2 separate regions of the Homo sapiens genome follow, and region 2 is linked to region 1. A link is a loop called in an ENCODE intact Hi-C map of the cell type or tissue named here. Cell type or tissue: PC-3. All regions are shown on one strand. Links, peaks and the distances in the headings refer to the core of each region. The heading gives the core; the rest is flanking DNA. Region 1 overlaps MANBA (mannosidase beta). Region 2 overlaps MANBA (mannosidase beta).

Region 1 (10,799 bases), core at 3,663-7,662:
CTGAGAAAGCAAACATGGCTCTCAGGCCTCACCCCTCCCCACCTGCTCACACCTTTGGCTGTGCTCATATCTGTTCTTCCTGTTCACCACCCCCAAGCTCCTGGATTCTGCTCAGGAAAATTCATGCTTGTCGAAAATATTACAAAGTTCAGCCGGGAGCTTCCTTCACCCTGTGACTCCCCTCCAGTTCTGCTGGGTGCCTTCCCTTCCCCAAAGACCTCTGTGAGATAGGCCAGGAATGGCTTCCCTGGACTCAAGCTGGGGACTCGCTCTTTCCGGTGCTTCTTTTCTCGGTACTATTATATTTTGCTTGGCTCCTGAAATCCATTTCAGCTCTAGGTAAGGTTAAATCCTTCTCCCGTGATCTGAATTTTCAGGTTCCCAGAGGGGATGTGTGTTTGGAGGCAGACATTTTTCCCTCTCACACTTTGGGAACTCACAGTTTTTGGCTGTTTCACAGAATTTGCAGTGGCAAACCACTTGTTTCAAAGGGTCTTGAATTCTTTTGGTTTTCCCGGTATGTTCCTGTGGTGGTTCTTGGAGCAAAAATTCACAGTGTGAGTCTCCACATGCTGTTCTGTTCATCCAAGTGGGAGCTGCATGTTAGTCCTGTCTCCTATCTGCCGTTTTATCTCAGTTTGCCAGATAATTATGTATCCTAATCCACATTTTGCTTGTTTTTGATAAGTGTTTTCTTAACATCTATTTATTTATTTTTGCCCAAGTGTCTAAGAAAACAACGCCTGTAAACAAGATAGTTGAAAAAACTTTCTCCATTTAATTCTATTCGAAGTAATTGTATCTGGGGTAAAGTCTGACATTGGTCTGAAGCAGAACTGGGGAGTGGAAAAGCTATACCTGGTTAAGTAGTCTCTGTATCTATAATCAGGTATAATGATGGAGTCCAGAAGCTTACTGAGAAAATGAGACTGATGATATTGTCATTTGCATGCTCTGATGACACATGGTTTGTTGATGTACAGTAAACATAGTAAATATGGTAAGTATCAATTATAAATCACTAGCCGAGGCACACACGGCATGTTTATTTCATGGCTGCTGCTTTATAAGCACTGACATTGTAACTATTGGTGGTGTTGTGATGTTAATGGTAGTACTAGGTAATGACTAAGTATATGGACCCTGGAGCCATCTTTCCTGGTTCTGAGTCAGTCCTCCACCACTTAATAGCCATTTGAGTTGAGCTTTAGAGTCTTTGTTGGTAAATGGGTATGATAATAGTACCTACCCCACTAGGGTCACAGGCAGTAACTTTTAACTATTATTATTGTTGTTGCAGTTACCAGCTGGTATAAACGTGTAAGTATATGTAGCATGAGGCATTGTAGTATAGTCCAAAAAATTCAGACCTTGGTGTTAGACTAGATTGGTTTCTTTCCTCAGTGTACATACTTCTGCTTAGTTGTGGCACCTCAGGAAAGCTACTTCACTTTTTGGAGCTTTAGTTTCTTCCTCTATTAAATGGTATTTACTGTACGTGTTTATTATGAAGATAAGAGTGTATGAGTGCCTACTTTAGAGGCTGATGTATAGTAAATGGTTGACAAATGATACTTTTATTTGTTTTAGGGTTCATGGGTTTGCTTAACAACTCAGGCTGACATGGGTCCTTAGTCATGAGAGGTAACCCTGAGCTGCTGTTTGCTATAAATAAGGCTCAGAATTTCAGTATGATCAAATAGGGTCAGACCAACCTGGAACCAAATTAGGTTGGTTGATTGGCCTTTGGAATAGTTATTTTAAATGTAATTTAAGCCTCTATAACTTTTTTTTTTTTTTTTTGGTATTTTCTCTTAGTAAGAGAAAAATTTTTAGTAGACTTTTCTTTCTTTTTTTTTTTTTTCAGCATGCATGCAGTTTATTCGCCACATTTCCCCCAGGAACTCTCTCTGGTTAGGGAATGAAAGAATTGAAGGAATGGGGGATGTACAGGTGGAAGTAAAAGGCACACCTTGAACGTGCTATGATGGGTTGAAGGGTTGAAAAGAGGTTGGTCTGAAATTGATGAGCCTCCCATTTCAGAAGCTCAGGAAGTTTGTGTCCAGGAAATATGCATGCCTTCAGCCAAATCCCTTGCACCTGATAGAGCAGAAGCAGGCACTGCCTACCCTGGCCTGGGCTGTCTGCTGGCTCTCATGTCAGGCATTTTCTGGGCCTGGCTGTCGCAGCTAGTGGGATCACTAACATTGCATGGCCATGGCGTTTTGGCCTAAACAAACAGGTGAGGCCTGGCTCTGTCTACACAGCAGCAAAAAAGGTGACTGATTAGCAGGAGATCTGTAGTGCACAAATAATGGGAGAGGGTGGGCTTGTCAGCATTAGATAATGACTCCAAAATGTAATGTAAACTCACAAGGAGGGGGTGACTCAAGGCTGGACACATGACTAAGTAAGAAAATGTGACTCTGTGAGCTGACCCAACTTCTAAACAAACCTCCTAATACAGTCACAGTGTGTTTCAGTCCCCTTGACTCTAAACCATCACAGAAGCAGAAGGAAGAGGAAGTGGTGGACTGCACAGCTGGAGCCTGGGGACTGTCATGACTGTCTAGATCTCTGAGGTCAGAGGGTGTCACAGCCTCCTCAGACCCTGAACCTGGGATGGAGAGGGGGAACAGGATATAGATTCCCAGGAGGGCTGTCCCCAAGGCCCTCTCCCTGCCTGTCTGGCTCCTCGGGCCTCCTCTTCTACCGCTTCTTCTTGGTCTCTTTCTTGGGCCTCTTGTTCACAGAAGGAACAGTAGCCTTGGGCTTCCTCGTCACCTCAGCACTTCTGAGCTCAGATGGTTCAGCCTCCACCTCGTGGAACTTGGGAATGGGTATGATGATGGCCAGCACACAGATGAGCTGGAAGATGGCTCCCAGGAAGAGTCCGTACCATAGCAGGTTCTCCAGGAAAGTGGGCTCAGGCACCTCCAGAGGTGAGAAGTCTAGGTCAGAGGCCATGGCCCAAGTCGCTTGCTGCCTGAGGTCTCTTCTGACTCACCACTCTTCAGAGCCAACTCTCACGCTGCTGCCCTTCTCCCCCGGAAGAGTAGACTTTGTAGGTTTACAGCAAAATTGAACAGAAAGTACAGAGGGTTCTCACATAACCTCCTACCTCCTTGCATGCACAGCATCCCATTCTTCAACATTCCCCACCAGAGTGGTACATTTGTTAGAATCAATGAACAGACATTGACACATCTTTATCAGTCAAAGTCCACACTTTACATTAGGGTTCATTCTTGGTTGTACATGCTGTGGGTTTGGACAAATGTATAATGACTTGTATTCACCATTGCAATATTGTAAAGAATAATTTCCGTGCCATAAACATTCTCTGTGCTCTGTTTATTCATTCTTCTCCTCTGCTTAACCTATGGTAACCACTGATCCTTTCACTGTCTCCATAGTTTTTTCTTTTCCATGTCAAAAGACAAAATTACAACAAATGTAGTTAAAGATCAAATTGTTTTTTATTTGTGATTCATGAATCAGGAAAGCATCCATTCTACAAAATACAGTGAGCACTTTCATGGGGCCATGGAAGAATAGTGGGTTTTGTAAGGAACAAAGAAACAGAACAGTAGGAAAAAAACTGATTGATTAACATCAGATTACTTCAGGTTACTTTTCTAGAAAGGGTAAAAGCAGAGAGAACCGGCCAGTGTGGTGGCTTACGCCTGTAATCTCAGCATTTTGGGAGGCCAAGGTAGGAGGATTGCTAGAGCTAAGGATTTTGAGACCAGCCTTGGCAACATAGTAAGATCTCCATCTCTACAAAAAAATAAAAATAAAAAATTAGCTGGGAGTGGTGGCATACATCTGTAGCCCCAGCTCCTCAGGAGGCTGAGCTGGGAGGGTTGCTTGAGCCCCGGAGGTTGAGGCTGTAGTGAACCATGGTTGTGCCACTGCACTCCAGCCTGGGTGACAGAGCAGAGCAAGACCTGTTTCAAAAAAAAAAAAAAAAAATGCAGAGAGGACTTCCTTACTCAGGTGAACAGGAATCTCAAGTTTTCAGGAAAAACTGCCCTGTTTGTGGATCTACCTCCTTCGTTAAAGTTTCAGTTTGATTAAGTGGTACTTAGCATGAGTGACTGTTTTGGTTTGATCTGGTCTGCTGAGGCCTAGTATAGGAGCTCAGTCAACAACGGCCTCCTGTAATTTTTATTTAACATCCAGAATGACATATAGTTGAAATCATACATTATTTAGGTTTTTCAGATTGGCCTCTTTAAGATAAAATTTTAACCTATAAATTATGTTTGTGTCGAAAAAATATATCTGGGAAGATTGCCCTCTTGAACCAACTTGCAGATTCCTTCAGGGAGCTGGGAGAAAGGAAGGGGACTTGTGCCCCGTCAACCAGATCATCAGCCAGCCCCCGGGCTTAGTGTGTTGATGTGTTGTGGCTGAATTGCTCTCACACCTTCCTTCTCATGATATTTTTAACTGTATTGGACTAAGTCCACAGTGTAGAGTTATAAATAGGTCTTGGGGGAATGACATGGTCATGCTAATAATTAGGTGCCTCTTCAACCCTGTGTCTGTAAATATGTGTTCCATGTTTGTTCATTGGAGAGGCCGAGTCCTGTGTGGGAGATAAGTTGGCTGGGCTTGGCACACGGCATTTAACAGAACAAAACCTTACCATTAACCAGACCTTAAAAGCCAGTTTGGTGATTACGTGTTGTTTTAAATCTCATCAGTCACTCTCTCCTCTAGTAGCTTATCAAAATATTTCTTCCAGTTTGGATCAGTTTCTGGCAGATACCTATCTTGATCTTGATACACTCCCACTGATGTTGTAGTGCTTCTTACAGATTTGCCCTGGGCAACTGCCTAACTGGCCATTGCCAGCCTAACGTGTTCATCTGGCTCTTACCTGTGTGGAACTTAGACAGAGTTGGCTTTTCCTTCTTGACTTGGAGTTACGGTCCCTAAGGAAATAACTTGGATCTGTCCCTGACAAAGGAGGGGAAGCCCCTCCATGCCTGCACAATTCCCTTCTATATATTGTTCATGGATAGATGAACTGAAAAGATTTGTTTGCCACTTTCTGTTCTGCCTCCTGTCTTGAGTATTCCTCTGGGAGATAAAGAGTGGAAAGAGTCCAGATGCGGTGGCTCATGTCTGTAATCCCAGCACTTTGGGAGGCTGAGACAGGCAGATCACCTGAGGTCAGGAGTTCGAGACCAGCCTGACCAACATGGTGAAAACCCATGTCTACTAAAAACACACAAAAAATTAGCCAGGTGTGGTGGTGCATGCCTGTAATCCCAGCTACTTGGGAAGCTGAGGCAGGAGAATCGCTTGAACCTGGGAGGCTGAAGTTGCAGTGAGCTGGGATTGCGCCATTACACTCCAGCCTGGGCAACAAGAGTGAAACTCCATCTCAAAAAAAAAAAGTGTAAAAAGAGTGGAAAGGGGGTAGGAGAAGAAAGACTTAAGGATTTATGAAGAGGCAGACTTGGGTCTAGACACTCAGATGGAGCAACATCTATGAACATCTAGGAGGCCAGTCATCTTGGGCAGGGGTTAGCAAACACGTTCAGTAAATAGCTAAATACTAAATATTTTAGACCTCGAGGGCCAGATGGTCTCCATCATGTCTACTCAACTCTGCCACTATAGCACCAAAGCAGCCATATGTAAATTGCAAAGGAAAGGGCATGGCTGTGCTCTAGTAAAACTTTATTTATGGGCACATGTCCATTCTTACTTAGCTTGCTAGCCACACAGAGACATGTAGTGAGCTGAATGTGGCCTGTGGGTGGCAGTTTGCTGACCTGAGGTAGGATAATATAAGAAACCTGATGTTAATAAGTTTTGAAGTATCTCTGCTGCCTGTGTATTCTCTGTAGAGATCCTTTTCATGCTCACTTAGCTAAGTGAAAAATAACTGGAAATGCTAAGTGAATCCAATGAGCGGAAGGGAGTTGTGCTGACTTTTGGGCAGTAGAGAAGTATTCCCCCTGGAGGCTGGCTGGGATAGTGGCGCAAACAGCACAGTGAGAACCACAGGGCAATGAGAGACTGCTGGCTACACACCACAGATTCAGTCTTTCATTCTCTGCTGATACTGGTGGTTTTGTGTTTGGTTTTAAAAGGGGAAGCCAATCTTTTTTTTTTTTTTAATTCTTTCAGCAAGGCAATTTACTTCTGCAGAAGGGTGCCACTTGCGTCAATCAAGATCGCAAGAGCACAGAGAACAAAGGAGACCAGGGGGTTTTTATCCTCAACGCAGTCCCTATCTCTGTGCTACTCCCCCTTGGGCTGGGGTTGGACTGCACAGTTTGAGCTGACCCAATTGGCTACTTGTACATATTTTTTTAAATATAGAAGGGGAGGGGGACAGAGGTGGAGCGTGTGAGATGTGCAGTTTCAGGGGAACATGGGGTGCAGGTAACCAAGGGAACAGATGTGAGTTATTGATTAGAGCTGACGGGAAGCGGGTAGGCTGTTTATGGTAACTAGGCGCAAGGAAGAACAAGATAGTTGAGTTTGAGGACAAAGTATAAGGAAATTAACAAGCTAAACCCTATAAGAGAAACTCAGAAAGACTTATTGTGTCTTACCTGACAGTTGAAGAAGCATCTATCTGTAGGGAATCCAGAAGGAGCGTTCATGAAGGTATTACAAGCCCGGAAGAAGCACACGAGCACTGAGCTGACTACTGAGCTGGAGGCGGCCTCAGACAGCAATGGCATCAACTTGTCAGGCTTTGGGAGTGAGCAGCTAGACATCAATGACGCACTAAATTACGTCTTGCCTTATTTCTCATAGAAAAATCTATAAGATGTAGAATCAATGTTGTTACTGTTAGGGACGAGCTGCCCCAGGAACCGCCCCCGCAGTGCAGCTGACCCTTACCCCGAATACTCTGCAGCTGCATTCCTGAACCCTTATCTAGGTGCCACAGCAAGGTTGCCGACTTGCTACACTAAGCAAACCCTGCTTACAGCCCTCCAGGTGGCACAGGGAAGGTCATGAGAAATGTGGATAAATCTAAGTTATACCCTCTTGTAAATTCCTCCGGTCATGAGACGATATGTGGTAAAGTTAACTGAAAAGACCAAGAAGCAGCTTCTCCACTCCTTCTGGGATCTCTATCTGGTTCGGCCTTCCTGCCCCCACTCCTGCCTCCACCATGTCCATCAGGGTGACCCAGAAGTCCTACAAGGTGTCCACCTCTGGGCCCCGGGCCTTCAGCAGCCACTCCTACACAAGTGGGCCCAGTGTCCAGATAAGCTCCTCAGGCTTCTCCCTAGTGGGCAGCAGCAGCTTCCAAGGTTGTCTGGGCGGAGGCTATGGTGAGGGCAGCAGCGTGGGTGGCATCACCACCATCACAGTCAACCAGAGCCTGCTGAGCCCCCTTAACCTGGAGGTGGACCCCAACATCCAGGCTGTGCGCACCCAGGAGAAGCAGCAGATCAAGACCCTCAACAACAAGTTTGCCTCCTTCATAGACAAGGTATGGTTCCTGGAGCAGTAGAACAAGATGCTGGAGACTAAGTGGAGCCTCCTGCAGCAGCAGAAGATGGCTCAGAGCAACATGGACAACATGTTCCAGAGCTACATCAACAACCTTAGGCAGCAGCTGAAGACTCTGGGCCAGGAGAAGCTGAAGCTGGAGGCGGAGCTTGGCAACATGCCCGGGCTGGTGGAGGACTTCAAGAACAAGTATGAGGATGAGATCAATAAGTGTACAGAGGTGGAGAATGAATTTGTCCTCATCAAGAGGATGTGGATGAAGGTTACATGAACAAGGTAGAGCTGGAGTCTCACCTGGAAGGGCTGACTGACGAGATCAATTTCCTCAAGCAGCTGTATGAAGAGGAGATCCAGGAGCTGCAGTCCCAGATCTCGGACACATCTGTGGTGCTGCCCATGGACAACAGCCGCTCCCTGGGCATGAACAGCATCATCGCTGAGGTCAAGGCACCATACGAGGAGATCGCCAACTGCAGCCAGGCCAAGGCTGAGAGCATGTACCAGATCAAGGATGAGGAGCTGCAGATGCTGGCTGGGAAGCACGAGGATGACCTGCAGTGTACAAAGACTGAGATTTCTGAGATGAACCGGAACATCAGCCAGCTCCAGGCTGAGACTGAGGGCCTCAAAGGCCAGAGGGCTTCCCTGGAGGGCACCATCACAGATGTCTGCAGCACAGGGGGCTGGCTGTTAAGGATGCCAACGCCAAGCTGTCCAAGCTGGAGGCCGCCCTGCAGCAGGCCAAGCAGGACATGGCATGGCAACTGCTTGAGTACCAGGAACTGATGAACATCAAGCTGGCCCTGGACATCGAGATAGCCACCTACAGGAAGCTGCTGGAGGGCGAGGAGAGCCAGCTGGACTCTGGGATGCAGAACATGAGTATCCATACAAAGACCACCAGTGGTTATGCAGGTGATCTGAGCTCGGCCTGTGGGGGCCTCCCAAGCCCCAGCTTTGGCTCTGGTGTGGGCTCCAGCTCCTTCAGCCGCACCAGCACCACCAGGGCAGTGGTTGTGAAGAAGATCGAGACCCATGATGGGAGGCTGGTGTCCTAGTCCTCTGACGTCCTGCCCAAGTGAACAGCTGCGGCAGCCCCTCCCAGCCTGCCCCTCCTGCGACTCTCCCAGAGAGCAGAAGGGAGCACAGGGAACGTGAGACCCACCTGAGGCCCAGCCCTAGCCCTCAACCCACCCACAGGGTAGTTTACTACCTGGGGACCCCCCATGCCTATGCCTTCAGCTACAAAACAATTCAATTGCTTTTTTTTTTTGGTCCAAAATAAAACCTCTGCTAGCTCTGCCAACAGCTAACCTTATAGTTACCTGTTTTTTTCAAATGTGAAAGATGGGTATTCCGAAAAACCATACAAAGAGTCCCTCTCTTCAATCTGCATCCAAAAACTCATGAAATTAGAAACTGTCCAACCACAGGAAAACAGCCTGGCTAAGATTCAAAGTGTAGGCAAAAGCCTGCAGAGAGTGAACAGAATCCTCATGGGCCCAAGGAGCATCCAGAAAAGTCACTTCAAAGAGGTGGGAAAGCAGAGCAACAGGAAGGAACAGGGTGCCTGGGCATTTGTGGAGAATGCTGCCAAAGAAAAAAGGCTCAGGAGTCCAGCCCCAAGGGAGCTGGAACAGCCTCACATAGAGCAGGGGCATGAGAAGTTAGCAGGAAACGCCATCTATACCAAGCCTTCGTTCAACCAAGAGCATAAGGCAGCAGTCTTCTCTTTGCTGAAACCCTTCTCCATGGGCGTGCCTTCTATCTCCACCCCTGCAAAAGCCCTACCTGTGGTCAGAAACAGATTGAAAGACTTACCCATTTTGGTTTTAGAAAATGCAAAGTTGAGTTAAAACCAATCGTACATTCCAGAAAAGTTCTCTCAGTAGACTTTGCTTGCAAAGAGGCCTCCATTCTCTGCAGTGAAAAGCCTCATAAATGCCCCTTCACAAGGGGCTTTTTCATCTTTAGGAGACCTGAGTCTTCAGGAAAATCCTTTTCCGGAAGTATTTCTCCATCAGAATGTTTTAAAAGCACCACTGCAAGAAATGCCTTTGAACAAAACATTTTTATGGAAAACACTACTATGCCAGAAGGCACCATCTCTGAAAACACAACCTACAACCATCCTCCTGAGGGAGATTCTGCTGAGACTGCGTTCAACTTAGAGAAGACTGTGAAACACAATGGGAATACAACAACATGGGCACTGGCCTGTCTCCCGAGCCCAAAAGCTTCAATTACCCATTGCTCTCGTCCCCAGGTGATCAGTTTGAAATTCAGCTAAACCAGCAGCTACGGCCCCTCATCCCCAATAATGATGTGAGAAGACTCATTTCTCATGTTATCTGGACCTTGAAGATGGAGTGCTCTGAGACCCATGTGCAATTGGCCTATACCAAGCTCATCTCCAGGACAGGCCTCCTGATTCATCAGTGAGCAGCAAGAAGTAAAGATGTCCAAGGCAGAATGGGATACAGACCAATGGAAAACTGAGAACTATATCAATGAGAGCACGGAAGCCCAGAGCAAACAGAAAGAGCAGAAGTCAAGTGAGGTGAGGACCACACAGAAACATGAAACCCAGATTTTCCTATCATTTAGCATCTTCCAGGAAAGTGCCCACACAGGAGAACCTGGGACTCCCAGACCATAGTTTGTCTTGGCCATGTAACTTCAGCCGTGACAGTGATCTCCCACTTTGCTCATTTAGAGAGTGAAACAGGTTAGTACACAAGATAAACTGTAGGCCGGACATGATGGCTCATGCCTGTAATCCTAGCACTTTGGGAGGCTGAGGTAGGTGGATCACTTGAGGTCAGGAGTTTGAGACCAGCTTGGCCAACATGGTGAAACCCTGTCTCCAAGGGGAAGCCAATCTTAATGCCCACCAATTTTCTTTGATAATGAAGCTGTATTATTTATATCTCAGAGGATTATTTCATTTCAGGTAATTTGTTGGAATTTTCCCTTCACATTTTTCAGTATTAACGATCTGTCCCCTCTTTGTACTACTAGGCTAAAAGTTCGTTAATTTTTAGGTGATAAATAGCTGTTGTTAATAATTTATTTTATGTTTGTTTTATTAATTTATTTGTGCATATTTAACCATCTACCATAATTTTTACCTTGTATCAACAGGATTCTTACTACAGATTTAATGACCTTAACTACAGATGGGTCTCTTTGGATAACTGGACCTATAGCAAAGAATTTAAAATCCCCTTTGAAATTAGGTATGTATGTTTGTGGGTGTATTTTTATTATTATTTGAACTTTTCTTCTTTTTCTATCTGGGC
Region 2 (10,799 bases), core at 2,945-6,944, 44 kb after region 1:
TAACCCCCTGTACCTCCAAGCTTTTTTGAGATCTCATGACCAGTTTCTTCTGCGTAACTTTAAAAAACGGTCTGTTTTTCCACCCAGCTCTTGTCCCAAGTCTGTCCCAGTGCTCTATCTTGTTTAAAAATAAAAACTAAACACAAAACCAAACCCGGAGACATTATACAAACAATATAAATTTGACAGGAAATGGAGGACAGAGTCATACTGCGCGTATATAAAACTCTACTTCAAAACCTCTTCGAAACATTCTGACAACCCCAAACTCTGCACCCAAAGTTCATCCCTCATCTTTCTTCTTTCCCTATAATTCTCCTCTTCGGTCTTGTTTTCTCTTCTTTCTGATCAACACTCTTCTTTGCCTCCTCTCTGTTCCTGGCTTTTCCAAGTGGCATTTTCTGGGGCTTTTTGTACACAGAGAGATTTTATATCTTTCTGCTTCTTTCATATTCATCCTTGTATATCACTGTGCTGGGACCTTTAGCAATTCTTATAAAATGCAGATCTGGTCATGCTCTTTGATGAAAAATCTTCAATGACTCCGCATTGATCTGGGGTGAAATTGCCAGACTCCTTACCTGTTCGAAAAGACCCAGTGTCATTTGGACCGTGCTCAACTTTTCAATTATGCTGACCCCCTCATCAATTTTGTTATTGCCCAAGTTCCTTGTTTTCCTTGTTATGGCATTGCTGTCTCACTCATGGGCCTTCACATGCTTCTCTGTGCCCAGAATCCTTATCATCTTCCTCTGTACTTAGCTGAGGCATCCTTCTGGTCTCAGCTAGATACCACTTTCTAATGAAAGCATTCCTTGGCCAGGCATGGTGGCTCATGCCTATAATCCCAGTGCTTTGGGAGGTAGAGGCTGGAGGATTGCTTGAGGCCAGGAGTTCAAGACTAACCTGGACAACAAAGTGAGACCTCATCTTTACAAAAAGTAAAAAGAAAATTAGCTAGGTGAGTGGCACATGCCTATAGTGCCAGCTGCTCAGAAGGCTGAGGCAGGAGGATTGCTTGAGCCCAGGAGTTCAAAGCTACAGTGAGCTATGATTGTGTGACTCCCGGGGCAACAGAGTGAGAACCTGTGTCAAAAAAAAAAAAAAAAAGGAAAAAGAAAAGAGAGAAAGCCTTCCTTCACCCTCTCTGTATTAGCTGTGCTTTCTGATGTCCTGTTTTTATTTCTCAGGACAACCTTTTATTTCTCCTGTCCTGATATTATTATGCTTTTGAATTTGTCTATAGACTTTTAGTTCATGAGAGTAGGGGCCATGTTTATCCTGGTCACCATTTAATTCCCATCACTTAGCAGAGTATATGGCACATAGAAAGTCCTCAGGAAATATTTATTGGATAAATTATCTACATTTAAAGTATAACTTTATTTTTTCACATTTGATTAATTTTAATACATATAAATTTATACCTTATTACATAACTTTAAAACCCATTTACATTATAAAGTAAAATACTATTACTTTTTACTTTATAAAGTATTTTTACTTAATTAAAAAGGAACAAATGTGTATTATTCTTGGAAAATTTATTTTATCTTTCCATTTGTCATTTTCTGTTTATGCTCCATAAAGTTTTTATGACTTACAATCATAACATTTTTAGAGTGGAAGTCTATGTAAAATATACCATTTTTGTTATTCTTCTTCAGAATGAAGGATTAAACTGAAGATTAAAAGAAAATTTCCACGAAGTTTTGATTATGACAGCATTGTGGAGCACATACTGGGTTTGAAGCTGCTTTAGTCTTACCTTCAATGAATCCTGAGAAATGCAGTGATAATGCTTAGCATATTATATATATATATATATATTTCTTTTTCTTTTTATATTTTAGATAAGAGTGCCCAGGAGTGGAATCTGGAAATAGAGTCTACATTTGATGTTGTCAGCTCAAAGCCAGTTGGTGGTCAAGTGATCGTAGCCATCCCTAAGTTGCAAACACAACAGACATACAGCATTGAACTTCAACCTGGGAAAAGGATTGTTGAGCTATTTGTGAACATTAGCAAGGTAAATGATGGTACTTCCTGAGAAGCACTGGATGAAAAGCAATACCTGTGCTAAAGAAATGATTAGAAAGGAGGGACTAAGTATGAAAGAAAATTCTACTTTCTCTGCTTATATTTGTCATTTTCTTCTCTATTTTAGTCTCTCATATATTTTCTGTGAGTATGAGCTAAAGAATGATTTTCCCAAACTTTAAGATTAAGAAAATAGAGAATATATTATTAATTTGGCAATTCTTTCTCTCATTTTATTTTTATCATTGTATTTTAATTTTCTGTAGTATTTGTAGTATCCTAAAGCCAAAATACATTCTATGGATTATATTTAAATAGCAGTGGTTATTTTTGATACTTGTCAATTATTTTGATTATTGATACTTATTCTACATGCACAATTTTAATTCTAAACTCATGATCTTTCATATATCAAGGTAGAACGGATTATTTTTATCTTTTCTTTTTCTTTTTTCTATTCCTCTAATTGATAATTGTGTACTGAAAAAGGTGGAGCAAAATAACATTCAGTAGCTGTTGAGATAAAGTAAGAACTCAAAATGATTTTTAGTTTTTGGCTTGAAAGAAGAGTCAACTTCAGAGTCCCATTTTAAGTGTTAAGAATGTGGAATAAATGTAAGCTCGGTGTTAGGGATAGGGAGAGTTGTTTTTCTGAACACTCATGTTATTCTGTTCTTTCCTTTTGCTTTTGATGTATTGATCCATGCTAGATTCCCAGCATGCTGATTTTTAAATATTATCAATGAATTGGTCTGATTGGGCATAATATAGGTGGGGAGACTTACATTGTTTTAGAACCTAGAGTTTTGTACTTGACTATTTGAGAAATTGATGTAATGCTTTGAGCCTTTTTTGCTGAAAATATGACATATTAGAGTGACTTTTAAATTTTCTTAAAAGAATATTACTGTAGAAACTTGGTGGCCTCATGGACATGGAAACCAGACTGGGTACAACATGACTGTTCTTTTTGAACTGGATGGAGGCTTAAATATTGAAAAATCAGCTAAGGTAAGTAAGTAATTTAAAATATTTTGTGAAATAATTTTATTTCTTTTAAAAATAGTAATACAGATCTTCATGGGAAAAGAAGAAACCGTCAAAACTCTTGTGTCCCCACCCATCAGAGATCATCTTTAGTAACAGCATTCAAAAGCTTCTCTCTCTGTGTGTGTATATATACATACATATATATACACACACACATATATATATATATATATATTTTTTTTTTTTGAGACAGAGTCTTGCTCTGTCACTCAGGCTGGAGTGCAATGGTGCAATCTTGGCTCACTGCAACCTCCACCTCCTGGGTTCAAGCAATTCTCCTGCCTCAGCCTCCCAAGTAGATGGGATTACAGGCACCCGCCACCACGCCCAGCTAACTTTTGTATTTTTAGTAGAGATGGGGTTTCACCATGTTGACCAGGCAGGTCTTGAATTCCTGATATCAAGTGATCTACTGCCTTGGCCTCCCAGAGTGCTGGGATTACGGGCGTGAGCCACTGCGCCCGGCCTTATATTTTTAAATGGATCATACTTTAGATATTATTTTGTCAATAAGTAGTCTCCTGCTATGATTTAAAATTGTACCTTATATCAAAATAATACATGTGTAATTTTAAAACTCAAATATTACTAGTAAGTTTATATGAAAAATAAGACCTCTTGCCCATCACTTCCTATTCTTACTTCCTACTCCCCAGAACCAACCATTTTTAACTTTTATTTATTTCCTCTGACATTCTTCTTCATTTTTCTGAATAAGGTGCTTCTACTGGTGTTTTCTGATTTTTCAGTTTTACCCATTTTAGGATATAGCACTAGGAATTGGAAAGAACTGCACTTTGTTATTTATTAGCTATAGGCTACTTACTTAATCTCAAAATATGTAAAATAGGGACAATAAGAACGAGATGGCTTGGATCTGGCTTATAAGAGTCATGGCATATAGTTAGTAGAAATGGTATTAACCCTCTTCAAAGATCTCCTCCTCTCCCAGACACCAGCTTCGGTGTTTACAGTTGGCTGGTGTCACCTCTTACATTTGGTATTTCCTCTCCTGTGGGCCAGACAACATGCTAAGGATGGAGATATGTCCTTCAGGAGTGCATTTTCTGTTTTTCTTTTGTTCAATCATGCTGTGTATTTTCTGAGACACTGTGAATGTGTGTGTGTGTGTGTGTGTGTGTGTGTGTAAGGGGGGAGGGGAGAGAGAGAAAGAGTGTGTATGTGTGTGTGAGAGGGGAAGAGAGTGTATGTGTGTTTGTGTGTGTGTGTGTGTGTGTGCGCGCGCACGCACACATGCACAGAGTTATGTACAGGGAGAACATCCTGGACCCGTCTTAAGGGCCAAAGCATTCACTCTTGTCGTACCCCTCTTGGCTGAGAGGATGTGTGCTGTCTCACACAGTGAGTTTGTTGTGTGTTGTTTTCATGAAAATGTAAAAAATAATGAGTCATTCCAACTTACTACAGAGAAAGAAGAGGAACTTCTGTCTTTTTCTAAGGGAAATAATTCTTTTACATTCAGGCTAATATGACTGTATTATTGTTCATTACACATAAAGATGCCAGCCTTTGAATCGAGCAGCAACAGGAGTTTGCTTTAAGGAGGATGTTTAACTGCCCCACACCTTGAGTTAATGCATGTGTGTGAAATGTGCTCTTTGGCTGTGGCTGCCGTAGAGTTGCTATTTTTTGAGGCTGATTCATTCAGTAAATACTTAGGGCACACCTACTGTGTTTTGGCTATTTTGCTAGGTGCTGGTGATAGAGCTGTGACTAAGACACTGTTTCTGTTTCTCTCTGAGACCTTAGTAGAACTAATGATCTGATTGGGAAGTTCAATCATTAAATGAGCCATTGGAATATATTAGCACTCTAGAGATGTAGAGAGTGCCATGGAAGTGCAGAGCAGGGGCATTCTGGGAAGATTCCCAGAGCCTGTGTCCTGAGGGATAAGTAGAATTTGGCCAAGTAATGTAGCAAAGAGGCGGAGGGAAAAGAACGTGAAGGCCCAAGGACTAGAAAGGATGTTGTGTGTTTGCAGAAGTGAAAGAAATTTCAATGCAGTTGTGGTTGAGTTTGAAGTTGAAGAACAAGAGATGGTGTTGTAAAAGTAGCTAGGACAAAGTCCTGCAGGGCCTAGTGAGCCACGTGAAGGAAGAAGCACTGTCCTGAGTGCTGCCAGGATTCTTGGAAGGATTTTAAGGAGGGGGTAAGGATTATATGCATATTTTACAAAGATTGTGTAGATCAGATTGGAAGGATGGCAAGAGTAGGGGACCAGTTAGAAGACTGTGGTGGTGATTCAGACAAAAAATGAGGATTGGTTGGTCTACAGAACTGCTGAGGAAATAAATCTGAAAGAGATTTAGGATATAACCTCAGCAGGCTTGATGATGTGGGGGTGGGAAAAAAGAAGGAGTTAGGAATGGTTCCTCAGCTGCTGGTTTGGGCTGCTGAACAGGCAGCCTCTGAACAGGCAGGGCAACTCTGTTCATTGAGTTACATTACTCAGAAAGAAGAGAAGGTTTGGGGGAAGGGGTTGGGTGGAAATTATTTCAGTGTTAGATGTGTTTTGTGTGGGGTGATTGAGAGACACCCAAGGAATAATATTTGATAGGTGTTTCATTAGATAGATCTTAAGCTTAGGGATTGCATGTGGGTTAAGGATATAGATGTGTAAGTTAGCAGAATGTAGATAATTGTAGCCATGGTAGCGGATGAAATACCTCAGGGATGGCACAGAGAAAAGAGCTAGGACAGAACCCCAGGCAGTCATAATTAGTAAGGTTGGGGTTTGGGGAGAAGCCAGTAGAAGAATCTAAGAAGGAATGGTTGACGAGGTGGAGGGAAAACCAATTTGAGTGGGGAGTCACAGAAACCAGAGGGAAAGAGTGTTTTAAGAAGCAAAGAATGTTCAGAGTGTTGAATGCTGCAAGGGAGTTCAAGTTAGAAAAGAATTGAGAAAGATTCTTTAGATTTGGTGGCAAGGAGATTACTGGTCACCTTGATCAGCATGGAAATCAAATTGTAGTGGGTTGAGGAATGACTCAAGGTATGGAAGTAAAGACGGTGAATATAGGCAACTCTTCTGAAAGCGTCTGATTGGAAACTATGCTTAGACCAGGTGGTAATGGTGGCCAGTTGGGATCAGATTGGCTTCACATAGGCAACTGAACAAATAAGTAAATATATTGAAGTGGTGGAAGCCAGCCTTTTCATGAATGGAGAAAGGTGGTATCAACATAGAAGGGGGGAAAGCTACAGTGGATTCAAATTGGAGCTAATAGTATGAAGTTATGATTTTCAGTATGTGTAGACAGAGAAATAAATGTCTTTGTAAATGCATGTGTATGTGTGGGTAGACACACACACACACACACACATTTCCTAGTTCTTTTCACACATTTCCTAATCCTTTCTCAGAGCGCCTGGGAAGAGTGGCTCTCTAGTAGCAGTGAGTAGATTTAGGACCCATATGTTGATTTGGAATACCACTCTGTGCTGAAAGCAATCAGGGCTCTTTGGAGAAATGACTGATTCTCGAGCTGGAGCCTGAAATATCTTGCTGTTCCAGGAAGTAAGGAGGTACTCAATAATAATGTGACACATTGAAAGGACACAAGGGCCTTCAGTCTTCAGTCTTCAGTCTTCAATCTACTATAATCTTCAAAAATGTCAAGGAAAGATTGAGGAACTGTCCTACAGTGGAAGAGACTATGTACGAACTGGGTGCAGTGCAGTGATCTTTTTTGTCATAATGTTATTGGGGCAACTGATGAAAACTTGAATGGGGGGGTCTCTGGATTCTTTGTATTATATATAGGAGTTCTTTGTATTATTGTTGGAACTTTATTACAAGTTTGCAATGATTTCAACATAGAAAAGGATACCATTAAGAGAATGGAAAGCAACAGCAAAATCCTGATGGAAAGGGGCCAGTAGCGAGGGAAAGACTAAAAAGAGTTAGAAAGCAGGGAGGTAGTTGAGAGGGCAAGGTCTCTGGGAGGTAGGAGATAAGAAGAGGATGGATTCACTTTGGGATGGGGGGCTCTGTTTTCGTTGTAATAGTGGTGAAAGATAACACATGGGAGGAAAGGATGCAGCTTGAGGATGGAGGTAATTTTGAAGGTCTCTAGGACCATTTAAAGTATATTTTCTTTCTATAAGACTGGCAAACACTTTTGTCAGTGGAGTTTTAGGGTGAAAAAGTAAGCCTGAGAAAGAAAGCTAGGGAGTTTTGGTCAAACAACATTTTATTTTTTATTTATTGTGAAATATGACACATACAGAAAAATACACAAGCCATAAGTGAAAAGCTTAATGAATTATGAGAAAATGAACACTCAGGTAACTGTCAACATGTTCAAGAAACAGAACATTAATTACTAGCACTTCACACCTCAAACTCTCCCCTCCCTTCTGCGAGCCTCCCCAGTAATGACCCCTGTTTCCTTCCCGAAGATCCACTATCCTGACATCCATCACTAGGTTACTTTTGTCTCTTTTTGAATTTTATGTACATGGAACCATATAGCATGTATTTTTTAGTGTGTGGCTAATTTGGCTCAGCATTATGTTTTTGACATTTAGGTACAGTAGTGCCTCCTTATCTGTGGTTTCAGTTACCCATGGTCAACTGTGGTCTGAAAATAGTAAATGGAAAACTCCAGAAATAAGCAATTCATGAGTTTTAAATTGCTCACTGTTCTGTGTAGCATGATGGCATCTCGTGCTGTCCTGCCCTGTCTTGTCCAGGACATGAATCATCGCTTTGTTGAGCATATCCTTGCTGTATACATTATCCACCTGTTAGTCACTCAGCAGCCTTCTCCTTTATCAGACAGAAAAAGTCATAGTATATATGGGGTTCGGTACTATCTGCAGTTTCAGGCACCTACTGGGGGTCTTGGAGCGTATCCCCTGCAGATAAGGGGGGACTGCTGTTTATTGTTCTGTGTAACTGTAAGTTTGTCTATTTAAGTTGTATAAAATTTTATTATACTACACATTTTGCTGTTGCAATTTGAGTAGTTGCCAGTTTTGGCTATTCCAAGTAATGCTGCTGTGAACATTACTGATATAACACTCGGAGCACATATGCCCCCAACGGCATGTCTGCTGGGAGTGGAATGGCATGATTATGGAGGATGCATGAGTTCAGCTTTGTAGATTATGCTAAACTGCCATCCAAAGTGGTTATATGAGACTTGCCTAGGCTCCTCATGCTCGCCAGCACTTGGTACTGTGTCAGACAGGACATTGAACACTGTTTTCTCATCACCAGCCCCTCCTTATTTCACCTCTATTGCTCTTGTTTATTGTTACCCTGGGCTTGCTTTATGCAAAAATAATTCTGTTTTAAATATACCTCATTGAAATCCATCTTGCTTCAGTTTTATATCTTTGTTTCATGCCTCTCCTCTTCCACTGAGCTTAGAAACGTGTTTAGGATTTTTTTTTTTTTTAACTGAGTATATCAGGAGACAGCAGCATATCTGACTCAGACAAAAGGTCCTGGGGAAGTTACAGATTTTGAATGCAGCCCATACAGCAGAAATGTATGGAATCATGAAAAGAATGCAGACACTTGAGAGAGAGGAAAGGGCCGACTACATTTCTTTGTGAACATGGCAGAATATCTTGATGACTGAGAATTTTCTTATGTTGAGTGACATTGGGGCAAATGGTTTAAGCAAGAAGGGAGGTAATATAGGGAAAATATCAACAGGCAATTTAAACATTAATAAATAACAAAATAAAAAATAAATGTTGGGATATCATAAATTCTGCCAAATAAATCATTGCCTGAGGGACCTTAGAATGTGAGTCTGGGAGAGTTAGCTTTATCAGTTTGGGAAACCAAATTGATTTTTTAACAAAAGAAAAAGTTTTGTGTATAAGTGGGAATGGTAGAGGATACTCTGGGTAAATGGAATAAAAAATCTGACCAATCAGTTTTTGCCATTTTCTGCCCAGGTTAACTGAGTGTTTTTATCCTACTAATTGATTGTACTGAATTGACTAGGTAACGTGTTTTAATGAACTAATACATATTTTTGAATGCTTATTATGGCTTGCCTTTATGGAAAAACAGGAAACCAATTAGTTGATATTTCTCTTACACCTAATTTATTTTATAAGAATTTCTCAAGTATTCTATGTATAAGGTATCGTTTTGCTAAAAGCAGCAGAAGGCTGTTGCTGTGTACGTTTGCTCCTGGGATCAAGATTCTCCAATTAAATTATTGTAGGAAAATAGATGTAATAATAAGTACTCTACAATCAATTAAAACTTGTGTTTCATAGTTCCCAAGCCAGAGGAGGTGAATGATTGTCCATGGCTACTACAATTAGAAAAACAATTGGGATTTTTTTTTCTTTTTCAGTTTTTTTTTTTCTTTTTTAATGTCACTTTGTTCTTTGTTTCTTAAATTCCTGTCTTCATCTTTGCAAATTGCACAGGGCAAAAAACCAACATAATACTAGTGGAATTTTTTCTAAGTGCTACTCTTGGCTCTCTAAAGACCTTAAAAGTACATAGCCAAAGATATGGAATTAGGAATAATCAAGGTGTATTTTTGTATTGAGAGGGCACAGAGATTATGAAGTGTGTCTCCTTCTGTATTAGGTTTCTAGGTCTATTATTACAAATTACTATAAACTGAGTATCTTAAAATTTATTTTCTCACAGTCTTGGAGGCTGGAGTCCAAAATCAAGGTGTCGGCAGAGCTGTGTTCCTTCCGAAGGCTCTGGGAAAGAATTCTTCCTTGCCCCTTCCAGTTTCTCATCATTGCTGGCAATCCTTGGCTTGTAGATGCATCACTCTGATCTCTGTCTCCACCATCATATAGCTTTCTCCTTGTGTGTGTCTCTTGTTTCCTTTTCTTATAACTACACCAGCCATTGGGTTAGGGCCCAGTATGACCTCATTTTAACTAAACTAAATATATTTGCGAAGACTTTATTTCCAAATAAGGTTGTATTTTTGGGTGGACATGAATTTTGGGGGGACACTGTTCAACCCAGTACACTGTCCTTTTGGCCTTATTCTTGTCAGAAGTTTTATTAAATATTTCCAAGATGGCTATAGGCAGTGACTTCTCCAGGTGGGCCTTGGGAGCAGTTAGCCCTAGGTGCAGACAGTAAGTGGGTGAATTGTGTGTAGACTATAGATTGGCCTGTTTTTCATTATTACTATATACTGGCAATCCTATTAATAAATAATGCCAGTGATAGAATACTTCTCCTACCCTCCCCCTCCACCAATCATATGTTGGTCTAAGTTTTAACTATGTGTTTGGTTACTCTTGAATGTTAATAATATACATGTATGCTTAGATTTGGCACATTTTTATTACCAGTCCTGTAATAGACATTATATTCTACATGAAAGTTAATTTGGAGTACTTTTTTTTTTTTTTTTTTTGAGACAGAGTTGTCTTTTGTTACCTAGGCTGGAGTGCAATGGCGTGATCTCGGCTCACTGCAACTTCTGCCTCCCAGGTTCAAGCGATTATTCTGCCTCAGCCTCCTGAGTAGCTGGGATTGCAGGCACGCACCACCATGCCCGGCTAATTTTTGTATTTTTAGTAGAGATGGGGGTTTCTCCATGTTGGTCAGGCTAGTCTCAAACTCCCGACCTCAGGTGATCCACCCGCTTCTGCCTCCCAAAGTGCTAGGATTACAGGCGTGAGCCACTGCACCTGGCCTGGAGTACTCTTAGTTATACAGTCATTCCCGGATACAT

The links. A loop is a pair of places that touch in the nucleus more often than their neighbours do. Peaks named below come from ENCODE experiments on the same cell type or tissue, not always from the same donor. Only the 100,000 strongest peaks of a DNase experiment are listed, where the experiment ranks them.
Region 2: a loop joins it to region 1, with 1.9 times the contacts of the local background. A loop is called at or near these places in 3 of 110 quality-filtered maps.

The regions. Positions count from the first base shown.
Region 1 is chr4:102,726,526-102,737,324 of GRCh38, reverse strand. MANBA (mannosidase beta) reads left to right here. Exons shown (of 17, transcript NM_005908.4): 2 at 10,642-10,736. It also overlaps the pseudogene LRRC37A15P, the pseudogene KRT8P46 and the pseudogene LOC100288914. Among named protein-coding and RNA genes, the nearest start is that of MANBA, 29 kb to the left of the region's middle. RefSeq lists enhancers at 2,712-2,761, 6,849-7,843. In PC-3, for the core only: a CTCF peak has its summit at 5,948 (motif pointing left); no DNase peak of the experiment used is centred there.
Region 2 is chr4:102,681,826-102,692,624 of GRCh38, reverse strand. MANBA (mannosidase beta) reads left to right here. Exons shown (of 17, transcript NM_005908.4): 6 at 1,854-2,029; 7 at 2,941-3,051. Among named protein-coding and RNA genes, the nearest start is that of MANBA, 74 kb to the left of the region's middle. RefSeq lists an enhancer at 4,866-4,915. In PC-3, for the core only: no CTCF peak of the experiment used is centred there; a DNase peak (open chromatin) is centred at 4,734; H3K4me3 peaks cover 346 bases; H3K27ac peaks cover 1,494 bases.